Regions from separate parts of the Homo sapiens genome. Here all the other regions are linked to region 1. The links are chromatin contacts, found by Hi-C in ENCODE. All regions are on one chromosome and are shown on one strand. The core of a region is the stretch at or near the end of the contact, and the rest is flanking DNA. Distances in the headings are between cores, read along the strand shown. Region 1 holds the start of TRAPPC11 (trafficking protein particle complex subunit 11). Region 2 holds the start of UFSP2 (UFM1 specific peptidase 2). Region 3 holds the start of ACSL1 (acyl-CoA synthetase long chain family member 1).

Region 1 (4,954 bases), core at 1,482-3,981:
GTATTACAACTGAGAAGTTCATCACTGTGATCACCGATGAATACCTGAGAAAAGAAGTAAAGCAAGACTGCACTTGGGTACACGTTTAAGTTTTTCAAAAAGATGCATGTCATGAATTCTACAAACTAAAGATGGTGAAAGTGGGCTTGATCTACAGTCAAAATTTTAGAATAGAAATTATTGGCTGGGCGCGGTGGCTCACATCTGTAATCCCAGCACTTTGGGAGGCCGAGGCGGGCGGATCACCTGAGGTCAGGAGTTCGAGGTCAGCCTGGCCAACACGGTGAAACCCCATCTCTACTAAAGACACAAAAATTAGCCAGGTGTGGTGATGGGCGCCTGTAGTCCCAGCTACTCAGGAGGCTGAGGCAAGAGAATCGCTTGAACCCAGGAGGCGGAGGTTGCAGTGAGCCGAGATCGGGCCACTGCAATCCAGCCTGGGCTACAGAGCGAGGCTCCGTCTCAAAAATAGCAACAACAACAGCAAAAAGACATTGTTGAAGAAACAGTGTGTGAGGAACTGGGACATTAAGGAGTAGACCCTAAGACCTAGTAAGTATATGAAAAACAAGATATACCCTTCTTAGATAGGGAAACTTGATTGGCACAATGAAGAAAGGCATAAAACACCGACTATATAGATTTCAGCCAGGCTCCACAGGTTTCTCTTGCTACCTTTACAGAAAAAACAAAAAAAAACAAAATACAGAAATTCAAGCCGGATTCAAGAATAACTAAGATTAGATTGGAACAAAAACCTTACTCAAGATATAGTACTACTCCTTCTGTCCCTAATCCTTTCCCATATTTTAATTTATGACTTGGACAGGTACAAAAATAGGAGGCAAGTTTATTAAATTTGTGGATGACAATTTGTTGGGACAGTGAATAATGCTGATGGCTGAATAAGAATCCAAAAAGTCTTTGAAAAGCAAGCTAATGATGAAATTTAGCAGGGTAAGTAGAACTTGTATCAATACTCAGATACCTAAATGTAGAAGTTGAAGATGAAAGACAAATTGCTTTGTATAAAGCACTTAAAAGATTTCAGTTGACAGTAAATTTAACTAGACAAAACAGCAAGATGCCACAATTTTGAAACAGGACATTTAAAAAATTAAAATCTGTCCACAAACACGTGATTCCAGGATAGTGAAGAGATTAACAAAGAATGGATATATGAAGACAAGCTAAAAGGAACCACTTCCTCAGAGAAGGTCTGAGAAACTGGGCAGGAAACTATCTTCAAAGATCAGAACATCGGTCATCTGAAAGAAGAATGAAATTTTCTTGTTAAACTGGAGATTCCTGGGCCCACCACAGAAATTCTGATTCAGTAGGTCTGGGGTGGAGTGCACGCATCTGTTTTCTAGCAACCATCTAAATGGTTCTAAGGTAGGGGACTATGGTCCAACTCTGAGAAACATTACACTGTATGTTCTTTGCTTTGCAGGGAGAAGAAGCTATTAACGCATTCACTTAGAAATTCACCCGGCAAGAATATTTTAGAAGAGATTCAGATATCAACTAGCTAGCTTGTTGGACTTTGGGTCCTTTAAAGGTTAACTTCCAATCCAGAGATTCTATTACATTTATCATGTAAAAGTAGTAAGTTTCAAGCATTATACTTTAAATTAACAGTGAACTTATCTACCACCCAATAAGACCTGGTTTCTAGTCCCGATTCTACCACGTACTTACTGTGCAGCCCTGCGGCTATCATCGACCCACCTATCAAAGTTAGAAGGTTCCCCTACAGATGGCCCGTAGCACCCACCCCCCAACTCTAATATTATATGATTCAATGTCAAAATGGCATCTCACAAGGAAATATTTGAGCATAAACCATAAATTCAGGTGGTACATGAATGCTCAAAACAGACAGATGGGTAAAAGATTTCCCCAAACAATATGGACAGAAACTCAGATGCACCACCAGTGTCATTTTCTTCCATGAGAAATGTAACTAACTCAATTAGCCCTCTACTAGCCAAGAGATTTAAAGATGACCAGACTAAAATTTAAAGGTGATCAGCCTAACTCAGTAAACAGGCACTGAACACATGGGATTCAAGGAGAGCCAAGAGCACTGGATCGTGCACCAAGGACGCTCATCCCTGTTATTAAGTAACCAGGGGAGACTCCCGGATTTGCAAAAATGAAAAATGAGGGGGGAAGAGTGGCAGAGGCGGACTCCTGGCCATTCACGCGCGCTTGGGTGGGACGCCGGTGAACTCGGGGCACCCCGGCCGGCTCCGAGGGCACAGGGCACGTGCCGGGCAGGCTGTCCGGGCACCAGGTCTCACGGGGGCCCGGGGCTGCGCGCCGCGCCCGCGCTGGGAGAGGGCCCTGAGCCGGGGGGCTCACCTCCTGGTCCTCGTTGGCACTCATCGCGCCGGTCGCGGGGCGCCTCCTGAGCGGACGGCGTTCGCAACAACGAAGAGAAAGCGAAGGCAGCGGCCCAGAGGCCGGGCGTCCCCCTTTCGCGCCTCGGCTGTGGGGGCGGCACAGTCTTGGCACTGGCAGACGCCAACTGCGCGCGCCCCGAGCCTCGGCAGCGCCCAGCCGCCGGCAGTGGGCTGTGGGCTACGAGCCGGAGCCGCGGCTGGTGGGGCCTGGGAAGTGCAGCGTCTCCCTGACGCTTGGAGGAGCGGCGTAAAGTTCCGGGACAGCGATTGGTGTAGAGCGCGGTCACTCAGGCCCAGAAAGTGCTTCCTGTGCCGGGGGAGGTGGGTACAGGGAAGTCTCGCCTGTTGGAACTGGCTGTGGGGCTGCGGCGGTGGGGACGGGCCACGGCGTTCTGTGACATCCCCCCGCCTCCCCTCGTCTTCTCCCGGCTGGCGGCGACCGGCCTCAGCTGCAGCGGGCCCGGGGCGTGGGGCCTGGGTGAGTCCGGGCCCGGAGACCCGCGGGGCCAGGCGGGACCGCCGAGGAAGAGAGCTAGCTCTTAACAATGCTGGTTTGGGGGCCTGCGTTTTGCAATCCCATCGACGGGTGCAATCCTGGCACTTCTCTTTTAGACCCGAGGAAAGACGCACCCGTTTCTAGGGCCTCCCAGGTTTAAGACGGGGGAATAAGAGGAGGAAGATATCTGCCTTTAGGGACTGCAAGGTTATTTCTCTACCTTTCCTCACTGGAGCTACCAGAACAGATACTGGGACCATGGGGACGGTGTTTCTCCTACGTTGGATTGTTGCTTCTCATCTTTAACATCGAAACATCATTTCGTCCCCACACTGTCGTTCCTCTTTTGTTCGTTTTGTAGTTGAACATCTCTGAATCCCATTCTTAGCAGCCTTGTGTCCTAACACCCTGAACTTCCAGTTAGTTAAAAGAAAAAAAAAGTAACCACATTAGGTTTTGGGGTTTTTTTAGTTGCCAATTTGATTGGGTCACCTTTCTTATCTTTCACGCTAGTTTCCAGTTTACTTCCCTTGCATTACTTGATCTCCCATCCATTATTCACCTTCTATAGCTGCGCCTCCTTTCGTGTATAGTTTCGTTGGTTGCTCCATTGGATATCTGAAAATTTCTCCTTCCAGCCTGTCATTGAAATCCATTCGATCTGCGCCTGTGCGTTATCGGGGTTCTCATTCAAATTCCTTTGCTGCAGAATAAGCACGACCATTTCAGGTGACATAGGAGAATGTGGCAAGACTTTCTGATACAATTTTCGTGCAGCAATTTTGGGACACATTTCCCATAATTTAGATCTCTGCTGTCCAGTTCTGTAGCCAGTAGCTACATCAGGCATTTGAAATAGGCTAGTCTGAATTGAGATGTGCTGTGAGTGTGAAATACACACCAGATTTTGAAGACTCAGTACAAAAAAAGGTAAAATATGTCATTAATAACTTTTATATTATTGTCAGTATGATAATATTTTGGACATACTGTACTGCGTTAAATTGAATATTAAAATGAATTCCATCCACGTTTTACTTTTTAATATGACTGCTAGAAATTTTTAATTTATTTATGTGACTTGTATTTCTATTGGATGACAGTCATTTTTAGTTCCTCTTATTTCAACTCCATATTTAAAGACCACAGCTATGTCTTTTGGGCCTCTGGAGTTATTACAGGAAATGGCCTCTAGTCTAGACTCGTTCATATTAAGCAAAGGGGCCCGTATTGTATTTTGGTCACTTGTTTTTTGTTGTTGTTGTTGAGACGGAGTCTTGCTCTGTTGCCCAGGCTGGAGTGCAGTGGTGCGATCTCGGCTCACTGAAATCTCCGCCTCCCGGGTTCAAGCCATTCTCCTGCCTCAGCCTCCCGAGTAGCTGGGACTATAGGCACGCATCACCATGCCCGGCTAATTTTTGTATTTTTAGTAGAGACGGGGTTTCACCCTATTGGCCAGGCTGGTTTTGAACCGTTGACCTCGTGAATCGCCCGCCTTGGCCTCCCAAAGTGCTGGGATTACAGGCGTGAGCCGCTGTACCCAGCCTGGTCACCCCTTTTTAATTTTCATTCCTACATTACCCAGAACTAGACTGTTTCTTTCTCTGAACATGCAATCCTTTGCCCTCATAACTTAATCCTGTCCTAAAAATATTTAAACAATTCTAAAACAATCTGTTGTAGACATTTCTGGCAAGCTTTGCAAATCATTTATTGAATACCTGTTGTTCTTTCAGTATGTAAACATGAGAAGACTAATAGTCTTTCCTAAATTAACCTTTCAGTTGAAAATATTCCATGTTTTGGGGATTAGGTATTAGCCTAAGTGTGCCTCACTTTTCACAAAGATTGTGTTAGACTTCTCCATAATATACTGGTATACTGGTGTAGATTACCTTTTTTTTTTTTTTTTTTTTTTTTTGAGACGGAGTCTCCTCGCTCTGTCGCCCAGGCTGGAGTGCAGTGGCGCGATCTCCGCTCACTGCAAGCTCCGCCTCCCGGGTTCACGCCATTCTCCTGCCTCAGCCTCCCGAGTAGCTGGGACTACAGG
Region 2 (4,954 bases), core at 703-3,202, 1.8 Mb after region 1:
AAACACAGGCAGGGTGCAGTGGCTCACGCCTGTAATCCCAACACTTTGGGAGGCAGAGGCAGGAGGATCACTTTGAGCCCAGGAGTTAGAGACCAGACTGGGCAACATAGGAAGACCCCCATCTCTACCAAAAAAAAAAAAAAAAATTAGCTGAGTGTGGTGGTCTGCACCTGTAGTCCAGCTACTCGGGAGGTTAAGGTGGGAGGACTGCTTGGGCCGGGGAGGTCAATGCTACAGTGAGCCATGATCACACCACTGCACTCCAGCCTAAGCAACAGAGCAAGATCTTGTCTCCAAAAAACAAAATAAAATAAAACAAAAACATGTAAAAGGCACTATGCTAAACATACATACTTACTCCAATCCTCAGAACAGTATTAAATAGGTACCAATACAGTTTTTCTCATTTTACAAATCCTTTGTCACATTTCTATAAGGGTCACTGTTTTTATTTATTCTAAAATTGTAATCTTTTGAAAGATCATATACCCTTTGTCCCAATTCTACTTCTGAGAATTTATTCTAAGGAAACAATCAAGAAAGTTCAGGACAAATTTAGCTTCATGTTGTCCATTTATTCTACCGTTGTTCATCACAGAAAAATAAATGGAAACCACTTAAATAGCTATTAATAAGAAATCAGTTAAATAAAGAATACTACCAAACAAACTAGTATGTACCCATTTAAATAAAAAATATTTAAAGATACTGAAGATAAAAGTTAGACAGGAAAGAACAAATTTTAACTCTGCTACTTACTGTACAATTTTACACAATTTAACTTATCACTTAAGTCTGTTTCTCTTCTGTAAAACTGGAAAAATACACAACTTCCCAGGGTTGTTATGAAGATTCCACAAGACATCATTCATAAAAGCACTAGTCTTCCTAGACTTCCGAATTAGCTGAGATACTCTCTGAAGAAATAATACTGAGGCTGAGATCTGAAGGGTGAGTGAAGGTGCAATAGCCCATTCCAGGCAGGGCCATCGATGAGTGAAGATCTGCTTAAAAGACCACTTAGGTGACTACCCCAGATGGATAGATCTCAAGGCCAAGGATGGTAAGAGTGGCGACAGTGACAACAGACAGACATTTAGAAGTAGCATCTATAGGACTTGATTATTGACTGCATGTCGGGGAGTTGAGAAGAGGGAGATGTCAAGGATGATTTCCAGGTTTTGGGCAGGCACAACAGGATGTATGGTGGTGCCATCTACAGAGTTGGGGGTTCCTGGAGGAAGAGCAGGTGTGGGCTGTGGGGAAGTGGAAATGCTCAGTTTGGAACTTGCTGAGCTTGAAATACATATGAGCTATCCAAGTGGAGGCACGGTTAGCAGATTTGTGGGTCTGGAGCTCAGAAGAAAGGTCTAACTTAGAGATAAAATTTTAGGAGAACGCATAGGGTGTAAAGCGTCCCTGAAGAGCACCACCATTTAGGATAGGGATTGGAGAACCTTGCTGAGCAATGAGACAGGAGAGAAACCAGGGGAGGGAAATACCACGGGAACTAGGGGAATATAATATCCGAAGAAAGTTGCGCCTGTCCCAGGTTAAGCCCTTCTTGCAAGGCTTCAAAAACGCCGAAGTCTCTCAAAATACTTTCACACAGAGAAGTAGCAGGGGGTGCGTGTCCAAGGTGGCCGAGGCGGGGTGCACACTTGTGTAGGGCACTTTCCCCCCGGCCCAGCGCGGAGACAGGCGAACTGGAGAGCCGCCCTGCCCACGCAGCTCGCAGCTGCCATCTTGGACCCCGGCAGGACCAGCTCCTTTCAGGCGCTGTGAAGCCCGCTCGTGGCGGCTGCCAAAGTCCGGGGAAAAACACAGGGGTCGGTGACGAGCAGAGATACTCACCATGTCCGCGACGTGGCGGTGACACGGGCGCTGACGCCTGCCCAAAAGTTCCGGGGGCCGGCCCTGAAGTGGTGTCACCGCACGGCCCAGGGGCGGGGCCCGGGCGGACCAACTACAACTCCCGACATGCTCGGCGGCATGACGTCACGGAGCGTACCACACCGCAGTCCCTCGCGGACGGCGAGGCGGGGCGGGTAGCCGAAGACTTATGTTTGGTAAATTCTATTAGTTAAGTCTTTTCTGTCCTACAGAAGCTCACACATCCTTCTGTGTGTTCTTCGATGCGGATTCGAATCTCCTCGTATCCTCCCACAGCGTGCTTGGAATGGATTCTCCCGTACCCGGGGCAACACATCACACAATAAACGCCAGCTGTGGTGGAACGTGCAGAGGCGCTGCGCAGCCCAGGCGTGTCGCGCGCTTGGGAACCCTCGCCGCTCCCGCAGCGCAGTTAACGTGGACAAGCTGGGGCAACCTGGACGAGCTGGGGCAACCTGATCTCGGCTGTCGGAGTGGGTGTCCTCAAGAAAGGTGACTTGGTCCTCGCGGACGCCAGGTGTTGCCCCTTAGATACCTGCCACCTCCCAGCCTCCGTTTCCTCTCTGGGAAACAGACTCCTCATCACCTCCTCCAGTTTTCTGCCCCTTCTTCACCTCTCCTGACGCTCCATCCGTACCTTTTGCAAGGGAACGTGCCATAATTCGGCTATGCTCTATTTTCTTGTCTAATAGATTGTAAGCTCCTTGCGGGCAGCATCTATGCCTTCTTAAATCTGTTTCTAGTTTCTACCAGCAAGCTTGCCCCGAAGGGGATTGCAGAATATCTGTTAAATAAGTGAATGAATAATTTTGTAAATGTTGCTCAATAAGAGTTAAGTAGTGGCGGGCCGGGCGCGGTGGCTGACGCCTGTAATCCCAGCACTTTGGGAGGCCAAGGCAGACGCATCACCTGCGCTCACGAGTTCGAGGCCAGCCTGGGCAAAATGGTGAAACCCCTGTCTCTACTAAAAATACCAAAAAAAAAAAAAAAAAAAAAAAAAAAAAAAAAAAATAGCCGGGCATGGTGGCGGGTGCTTGTAGTCCCAGCTACTCGGGAGGCTGAGACAGGAGAATCGCTTGAACCCGGGAGGCGGAGGCTGCAGAGAGCCAAGACAGCTCCACTGCACTCCTAGCCTGGGCAACAGAGAGAGACTCCGTCTCAAAAAAAAAAAAAAATTAATAAGAAAAAAGTTAAGTGATGGGAAAGTTCTAGGCAAGAATTTCTTCCCTCCCTCCTCCCTGGCTCGCTTGTGTGCCGGGAGCTGCGCAGATGCGGGGATACCGTGAGAGGGAGGAACCTGTCTCAGCTCCTGCCCTTGTGCCGTGGAGCTTTGAAATATAAGGTAAATGAAAGTACTAAATCTTGACTGAAGTTTGGTTTTAAAGCATCTCTGATTAATGGAAGAGGTAGGATGTGGGGAAGGGCGTTGTATTTAGTTATGTTTCAGTTTAAAATGAATCTTCACTTGCCCCTTTGGTGTTACGTATTAGCAATGATTCATGCTCAGGTGAGCCAGTTTCAGGCAGGCTTGCAGAGAGGCACTCAAACAGCTTGCTTTAAATTTAAGGTAAAAGGCCGGGCGCGGTGGCTCACGCCTGAAATCCCAGCACTTTAGGAGGCCGAGGCAGGTGAATCACTTGAGGTCAGGAGTTTGAGACCAGCCTGACCAACATGGTGAAACCCCGTTTCTACTAAAAATACAAAAATCAGCCGGGCGTGGTGGCAGGTGCCCGTAGTCCCAGCTACCTGGGAGGCTGCGGCAGGAGAATTCCTTGAACCCAGGAGGCGGAGGTTGCAGTGAGCTGAGATAGCGCCTCTGCATTCCAGCCTGGGCGACAGAGCGAGACTCCATCTTAATAAGCAAAGAAATAAATAAATTTAAGGTAAAAGGTTCTTACCAGCCGGGCGCGGTGGCCCACTCCTGTAATCCCAGCACTTTGGGAAGCCGAGGCAGGTGGATCACCTGAGGTCAGGAGTTCAAGACCAGCCTGGCCAACATGGTGAAACCCCGTCTCTACTAAAAAATACAAAGTTAGCTGGGCGTGGTGGCAGACGCCTGTAATCCCAGCTACTTGGGAGGCTGAGGCAGAAGAATCGCTTGAACCTGGGAAGCGGAGGTTGCAGTGAGCCGAGATCGCGCTATTGCACTCCATCCTGGGCTACAAGAGCGAAACTCTGTCTCAAAAAAAAAAAAAAAATGGTTCTTACTTTGGATTACAAACTGTGAGGACTAACCCAATGTTTGTTTTCTTCACTTATGTATGCCCAGTGCTTAGCTCATAATTGGTGCTTTAAAAACTTTAGAATGGGATAGAGGTAAGTATTCTTAGCTCCTTGGGCCTCTTCCTTTTTAAAAATAACATGTCTACTATTAGAAATTAATTTCTGGCCGGGCGCGGTGGCTCATGCCTGTAATCCCAGCGCTTTGGGAGGCCGAGGTGGGTGGATCACTTGAGGCCAGGAGTTCGAGACCAGCCTGGCCAACATAGTTAAACCCTGTCTCTACTAAAAATACAAAAACAGCTGGGCATGGTGGCGCGTGTCTGTAATCCAGCTACTCAGGTGGCTGAGGCAGGAGAATCGCTTGAACCTGGGAGGCGGAGGTTATAGTGAGCCAAGAACATGCCACTGCACTCCAGCCTGGGACTGTCTAAAAAAAAAAAAAACAACAACAACAACAAAAAAAAAAGAGACTCTGTCTTAAAACAATTAATTTCTAAATAAAGAGTTGCATGTTTAATATTTCACCTTTGTTTGAAGTGGTCATTTCCAAAGAAAGCTCAGAGTTGAAGTATACCTGTTAACAAATACTCAGAATTCATTGTAGAATTTTTGTTTTTGTTCTCGTTTTTATCTTGCCTAAATAATTGTTCTCTTCCCCATTCCCTTTATAATTTTGCCAGTGACACACTTATTATGTTTATTTAAACTTGAAAAAAACCTCAAGAGTTGTAGGGTAATACCTCAATGTGTTGTACATCCTGAAAAGCTGTTATATTTTCAACATAAGGGACAATGCAGGATGCTGAAATCATTGTATTTAAACTGTAAAAATGTCTGC
Region 3 (4,954 bases), core at 1,364-3,863, 1.2 Mb after region 1:
TTCTAATTGAACAGAGTTTGGTTACAAGAGACAGTAAACACAAATGGGCACCTGTTTTAAATGGCAAACTTACACAATAAATTCAATTGATCTTAAAAACTAAACATTCCTCTAAGGTTACTGACTATAAATATCTAGAAATTACTACTCCTATAGTCTTGCTATTTCCAGACAAGTGAAACTGGAAGGGAGAGAGGAGAAATACCCAGTTATAATGACAAGACAACCTTATCTTTTCTCAAAAGCCTCCCCAAACACACAACCATTTTCCACAAAACAGTTACATCAAAAAAGATGTAGCAAGACCTAGACATTAAGCATGCTAGAAAGTAGGGACAGTTTTACCAGTGTTTGTGGCAGCAACTCTGAGATAGTCATTTTACATCAAATGCTAAATGTCAATGCATAAGAAATTTCAGTTTGTGGTAAGCCCTGGGTTATATATAATGGCAACAAGAGAAAACTATCACATAATCTGAATTACGTTCATTTTTCTGCATACACCATGCATGCTGGTACACTTTCAGTTAGCCTAAACTTCACCCAAAAGTAGAGGTGGCTATGAAAACTCTACCTGCATGGTATAAATAGATACCTAACCCTACATGCATGGGTCACTTGTATCTACCTCCTAAATACCAAAAACTTAGAAGCCCAGATTTCTTTTCAGTCAGGCTGCCTGCGATAACAATAAAAATACTGCCAAAATAGGAACAACAGAGACAGGAAGGAAATATGCCAAAATGCTTATAATTGTGGGGAAGGGTAATTTTTTGTTTTGTTTTGTTTTTTACAGAGTCCTGCTCTGTTGCCCAGTCTGGAGTGCAGTGGCGGGATCTCAGCTCATCACAACTTCTGCCTCCTGAGTTCAAGCGATTCTCCTGGCTCAGCCTCTCGAGTAGCTGGGACTAGAGATGCATGCCACCACGCCTGGCTAATTATTTGTATTTTTAGTAGAGATAGGGTTTCTCCATGTTGGTCAGGCTGGTCTCGAACTCCTGACCTCAAATGATCTGCCCGCCTCGGTCTCCCAAAGTGCTGGGATTACAGTGAGCCACCACGCCTGTCTGGGTAATTTTTTTTTAAGTATTCTGTTTACAGTAAATTCAGAAAACAGAAGTCTTTAATATGTCTGTTTTAAAGGGGAGAGGTATAAGGTGTGCGGCTAACAAGTTTATTTTTCTAGTCGCAGAATTTGGACTCGTGAAAGATTTTAGTCTAATGCAGTTTGTTCACAAATATAAGGAGGGGGGCCTCAGACTAGGGAGGTGTTTTCCGAGTTGAGTCAGAACAAGAAAGTAAGTCTCCCAAGACCTGGTCCTTTTCCACTATATCACACTGCACTGTCTGGCTCCAATCTGATGGCGAGCAATGGTTCCTTAAAAAGCTCCATCTTCTCAAGCCTACCCAGCACAGACCTACAACTCAAACTTTAAGTTTTAGCCAGCCTAACCTTCCACGTCCACTTGAAAAAAGAAAAAAAAGAAAGAAACAATCAACCGGAAGCCTTTGATTTTTTTGCTAGCAAGAAGCCAATAATTGTTTTCTTTGGGACAATCACAGGTTAAGTTGTGAAATGGGTGGCAGAAACTGCAAGATTTAACCAGTTTCTCTCAACGCTAATCAAAGGTCAAGAAAATAAAAGACAGGGCAGTGAGAGTCGCGGGACTTTAGACACTCCTGCACCAAGAAGCTTAAAAGTCTTAGCCAGGGCACTAGAGAACGCTTTTAGAATGGTCACTCTTAATTATGCTCCATAACCTTGAAATTGGACTGAGTGGGGAAGGGGTTTCCACACTCTCACAACGCACCGACTGGGGGAACGCCTGTCCCCAGACTCGAATCCACGTGTCCATTCAAGTCATCTACCGCCACTCTCCGTCTACGCTGCCAGGTGACAGACATCATCTTTGCTTCTCAATTTCAAAAAATGCCAGCACTCCTTAGATCAATGACTCCACGGCCAAGTGCAAGGGCCACGGGCACTCCTCTGGAGTCACCGAGAGAATGTCTGCCTCTGGCAGCGGCCTCTGAGCTGCCTGTGGGCCTCGTGCCGCCGCGCTGCGTGGGGCCGGCATCTCAGCGGGCGCGAGTGCAGTCTCGCCCCACGCGCGGTCCGAACGCCCGCGAGCCCGGCCTCTGGGCAGGCGGGGGCCGCGGACGAGGGCAACGTCAGCGGCCCAGCTGGGCCACCTCCTCCCAGCCGAAGCGCGGCCTCCGGCTGCTTCGCCGGGCCGGTCCCCGCCGCCGCACACACAAGGGTCGGTCCCGCGCGCATCCCCGGCCGCGCACCAGCCCCGCGCCCGCGCCGCCCGCGACTCAGACACAGGAAGCTGCGGCAGCACGGGCACCCCGGAGGCCTCCGGCTGCCGAGGGAAGCGGGGCCGCGGGCAGGAGGCCGGAAAGGCGGCGCGGCCCCACGAGCCTGGGGTGGCTCACGCGCCTCCGCGGCGGCCGCTGCTCCGGGCTCGGCCCTGAAGGGCAACGTCAGCCGGCGCCTCGGCCGGGGCCCGGGCACCGCCGCGGGAGCAGGCGCGGCTCCGCACGGCGGGCGCACTCACCTCCTCCGTGGACCGGCCGCTCCGCCGCCGGCTGTCACTGCAGCCCACTCCCTGCCCCGCGCCGGCTCTGGATGCTATTTAAGGCGCCGCTGGCGCCGCCGCCTCGGCCCGCTGGTTGCGCCCCCGCCACCGCCGCGGCTGAGCCAGGATGCTGCTGGTGCGCTCGCCGCGCCGGCCCCGCCCTCCCGCGGCCCCGCCCCGCCCGCAGGCCCCGCCCCCGGCAGGCCCCGCCCCGCCGAGCGCCCGGCCGCCCTCCTGTCTGGGCGCGCGTGGCTGGCGGGTGGCCGGCGGTCGAGAGGCTGCGGCGGGCGAACGCCGCTGGAGTCGCCCAGACTGCCTCGGATTTCATAATGAATCTGAGGAAGGACAAAGGGTACATTGGACCGCCTCAGCTCAGAGGCCCCGCGGACCCTGGGCCCCGCGATGCCCGAGGGGCGGGCGGCGCCCTCCGGATCCTGCACCCTCAGCCCGTGCCCCGCTGGCCTCCTGGCAGGCCGGGCAGAATTCTGCTGCGAGGGCCCTGGAGGCAAGGGCCTTCCTCTCCGTTTTTCCTTGACACTGACGGGCGCGGCCCCACAGGGTTTCCCCCACGCTCCCTGGCCGGAAGACCTTTTCTGTCTGGTGTCTGCAGAGCCTGACGTGGGCAGCGCCCGCAGCTCGCGCCGGTGCAGGGGAGCTGAGGGCCGACTGCGCGCTGCACCACGGCGGCCACCTGCTGTGCGGTTCTGAGGGCTTCCGCGGTTCTGAGGGCTTCCGCGTCCCTGCCATGCCCATCTTGGGGCTTCAGAAGCCAACACGATGGTTTTCGGGCTCACATCCCAAAGGCTGCTCTTCCTTTTAGCACCTGGGACCTACCAGGAACCTCAACCTCTAACAACATTGGTCCCCGTTACCGTGGAGTTTGCGCCCAGCGTTCGCTGGAGGGCCGTTTGAAGAATGATTGTTGTCGTAAAGGCCTTTGATAATAATAGATACTGTTTACCCAGTGCTTGATGCCAGGCATTGCTACAAACACTGCGTACACATTATTCTATTTAATCTTCATAACCCAGTGAGGTAGGTACTGTCATTACTGTCCTTTCACAGAAGAGGAAGCTGGGGCACAGAGGTTAAATGCTAGTGAGAGCAGTACCACACTTGGCACTCAGGCTGCCCCCAGAGTGTGGGCACAACCAACGCAGGGCTATGCCTGGGCTGCAGGCAGGGGAAACTGACCGTGGTTCGCTCCAGGCCTCAGCCACACTGCAGTTCACTCCCACAAATAACTGAAGGACTTTCCCTGGGTGTCTCCCACAGTGTGCTGGGCGCAGTGGTGCAGTGGGGTGAGGACAACGCACACACCAGCAACCTCTCTAGCAGCTCAGTCCTTTTAGATCTCCATCTTCCAGATCTAGAAAAAATGGACTCCACGTTCGTTTTCACTGGTTCCCGCTTGGCTAATCCCTGGTTTTTCTGTCCAGATCTCGCCTCCCCATCCGTGATTTTGTCATCTTTGCCTCTCCTTTTTCCTCTTCTCCAACCGGTCCCTCAGCCCCAGAACCTCTGCAGGCACCTCCCAAGTTCTGTGGTCTATTGTTTTCAAGGGCTGCTGGAACGAAGTACCACACACTAAGTGGCTTCAACAACCGAAATGTATGGTCTGTCCTGGTTCTGGAGACTAGAAGTACAAAATCACGGCGTGGGAGGGCTGGCTGCTTCCGAGGCCCATGAAAGAGCATGTGTGCCCGGCCACTCTGACTTGCAGATGCCCATCTTCTCCCTATGTCTCCTCACACCATCTTCCCTGTGGTGTGTGTGTGCAAATCCCTTCTTTCTATAAGGACACCAGTCATACTGGACTAGGGCCCACCCGAATTGCCTCATTTTAACTTGATGACCTCTGTAATCATGAGGTAATGTCCAAGTAAGGTCCCATTCTAAGATACCTGAATGCCCAGGCACGGTGGTTCATGCCTGTAATCCCAGCACTTTGGGAGGCCGAGGCAGGCAGATCAACTGAGGTCAGGAGTTCAAGACCAGCCTGGCCAACATGGTGAAACCCTGTCTCTACTAAAAATAAAAAAATTAGCGGGGCATGGTGGTGCGTACCTGTAGTCCCAGCTACTCGGGAGGCTGAGGCAGAAGAATTGTTTGAACCCAGGGAGGTGGAGGTTGCAATGAGCCAAGATCACGCCACTGCATTCCAGCCTGGGAGACAGAGCAAGACTCTGTCTCAAAACAACAACAACAACAACAACAAACCCCTGAACATATGAACTTGGGGAATGTGGGGGTGACAATTCAACCCGTAACATGTGGATGGTCGTCACTGGCTGTCTCACCTTACGTCTTCTCCTCAAGACACTTTTCTTTTAAACTGGGTGCCTCTCCCTGGGCTCTAGCCCTTAATGAGG

What was found. A loop is a pair of places that touch in the nucleus more often than their neighbours do. Pooled maps may share reads with other maps.
Region 2: a loop to region 1 is called in a map of naive thymus-derived CD4-positive, alpha-beta T cell, with 29 times the contacts of the local background. The contact joins the promoter of UFSP2 here to the promoter of TRAPPC11 in region 1. A Hi-C loop is called at or near these places in 3 of 168 maps with a recorded cell type or tissue (naive thymus-derived CD4-positive, alpha-beta T cell and posterior vena cava) and 8 of 50 pooled maps.
Region 3: a map of CD8-positive, alpha-beta T cell shows a loop between it and region 1 (12-fold over the local background). The contact joins the promoter of ACSL1 here to the promoter of TRAPPC11 in region 1. A Hi-C loop is called at or near these places in 3 of 168 maps with a recorded cell type or tissue (CD4-positive, alpha-beta T cell, CD8-positive, alpha-beta T cell and naive thymus-derived CD4-positive, alpha-beta T cell), 1 of 37 single-sample maps with no recorded cell type and 12 of 50 pooled maps.

What each region holds. Positions count from the first base shown.
Region 1 is chr4:183,656,562-183,661,515 of GRCh38, forward strand. TRAPPC11 (trafficking protein particle complex subunit 11) reads left to right here and starts at 2,732. Exons shown (of 30, transcript NM_021942.6): 1 at 2,732-2,886. It overlaps RWDD4 (RWD domain containing 4), which reads right to left and starts at 2,624. Exons shown (of 8, transcript NM_152682.4): 1 at 2,368-2,624. The coding sequence starts at 2,391. RefSeq lists enhancers at 1,831-2,619, 2,534-2,663, 2,620-3,407 and silencers at 2,139-2,359, 2,174-2,383, 2,754-3,043.
Region 2 is chr4:185,424,012-185,428,965 of GRCh38, forward strand. UFSP2 (UFM1 specific peptidase 2) reads right to left here and starts at 1,953. Exons shown (of 12, transcript NM_018359.5): 1 at 1,855-1,953. The coding sequence starts at 1,857. It overlaps CFAP96 (cilia and flagella associated protein 96), which reads left to right and starts at 2,243. Exons shown (of 8, transcript NM_001114357.3): 1 at 2,243-2,385. RefSeq lists enhancers at 1,717-1,826, 1,897-2,256.
Region 3 is chr4:184,823,355-184,828,308 of GRCh38, forward strand. ACSL1 (acyl-CoA synthetase long chain family member 1) reads right to left here and starts at 2,614. Exons shown (of 21, transcript NM_001995.5): 1 at 2,562-2,614. LOC105377587 (a long non-coding RNA gene) reads left to right here and starts at 2,817. Exons shown (of 3, transcript XR_939564.4): 1 at 2,817-3,617. RefSeq lists enhancers at 1,863-1,932, 3,183-3,686, 3,293-3,342, 3,513-3,792 and a silencer at 2,103-3,062.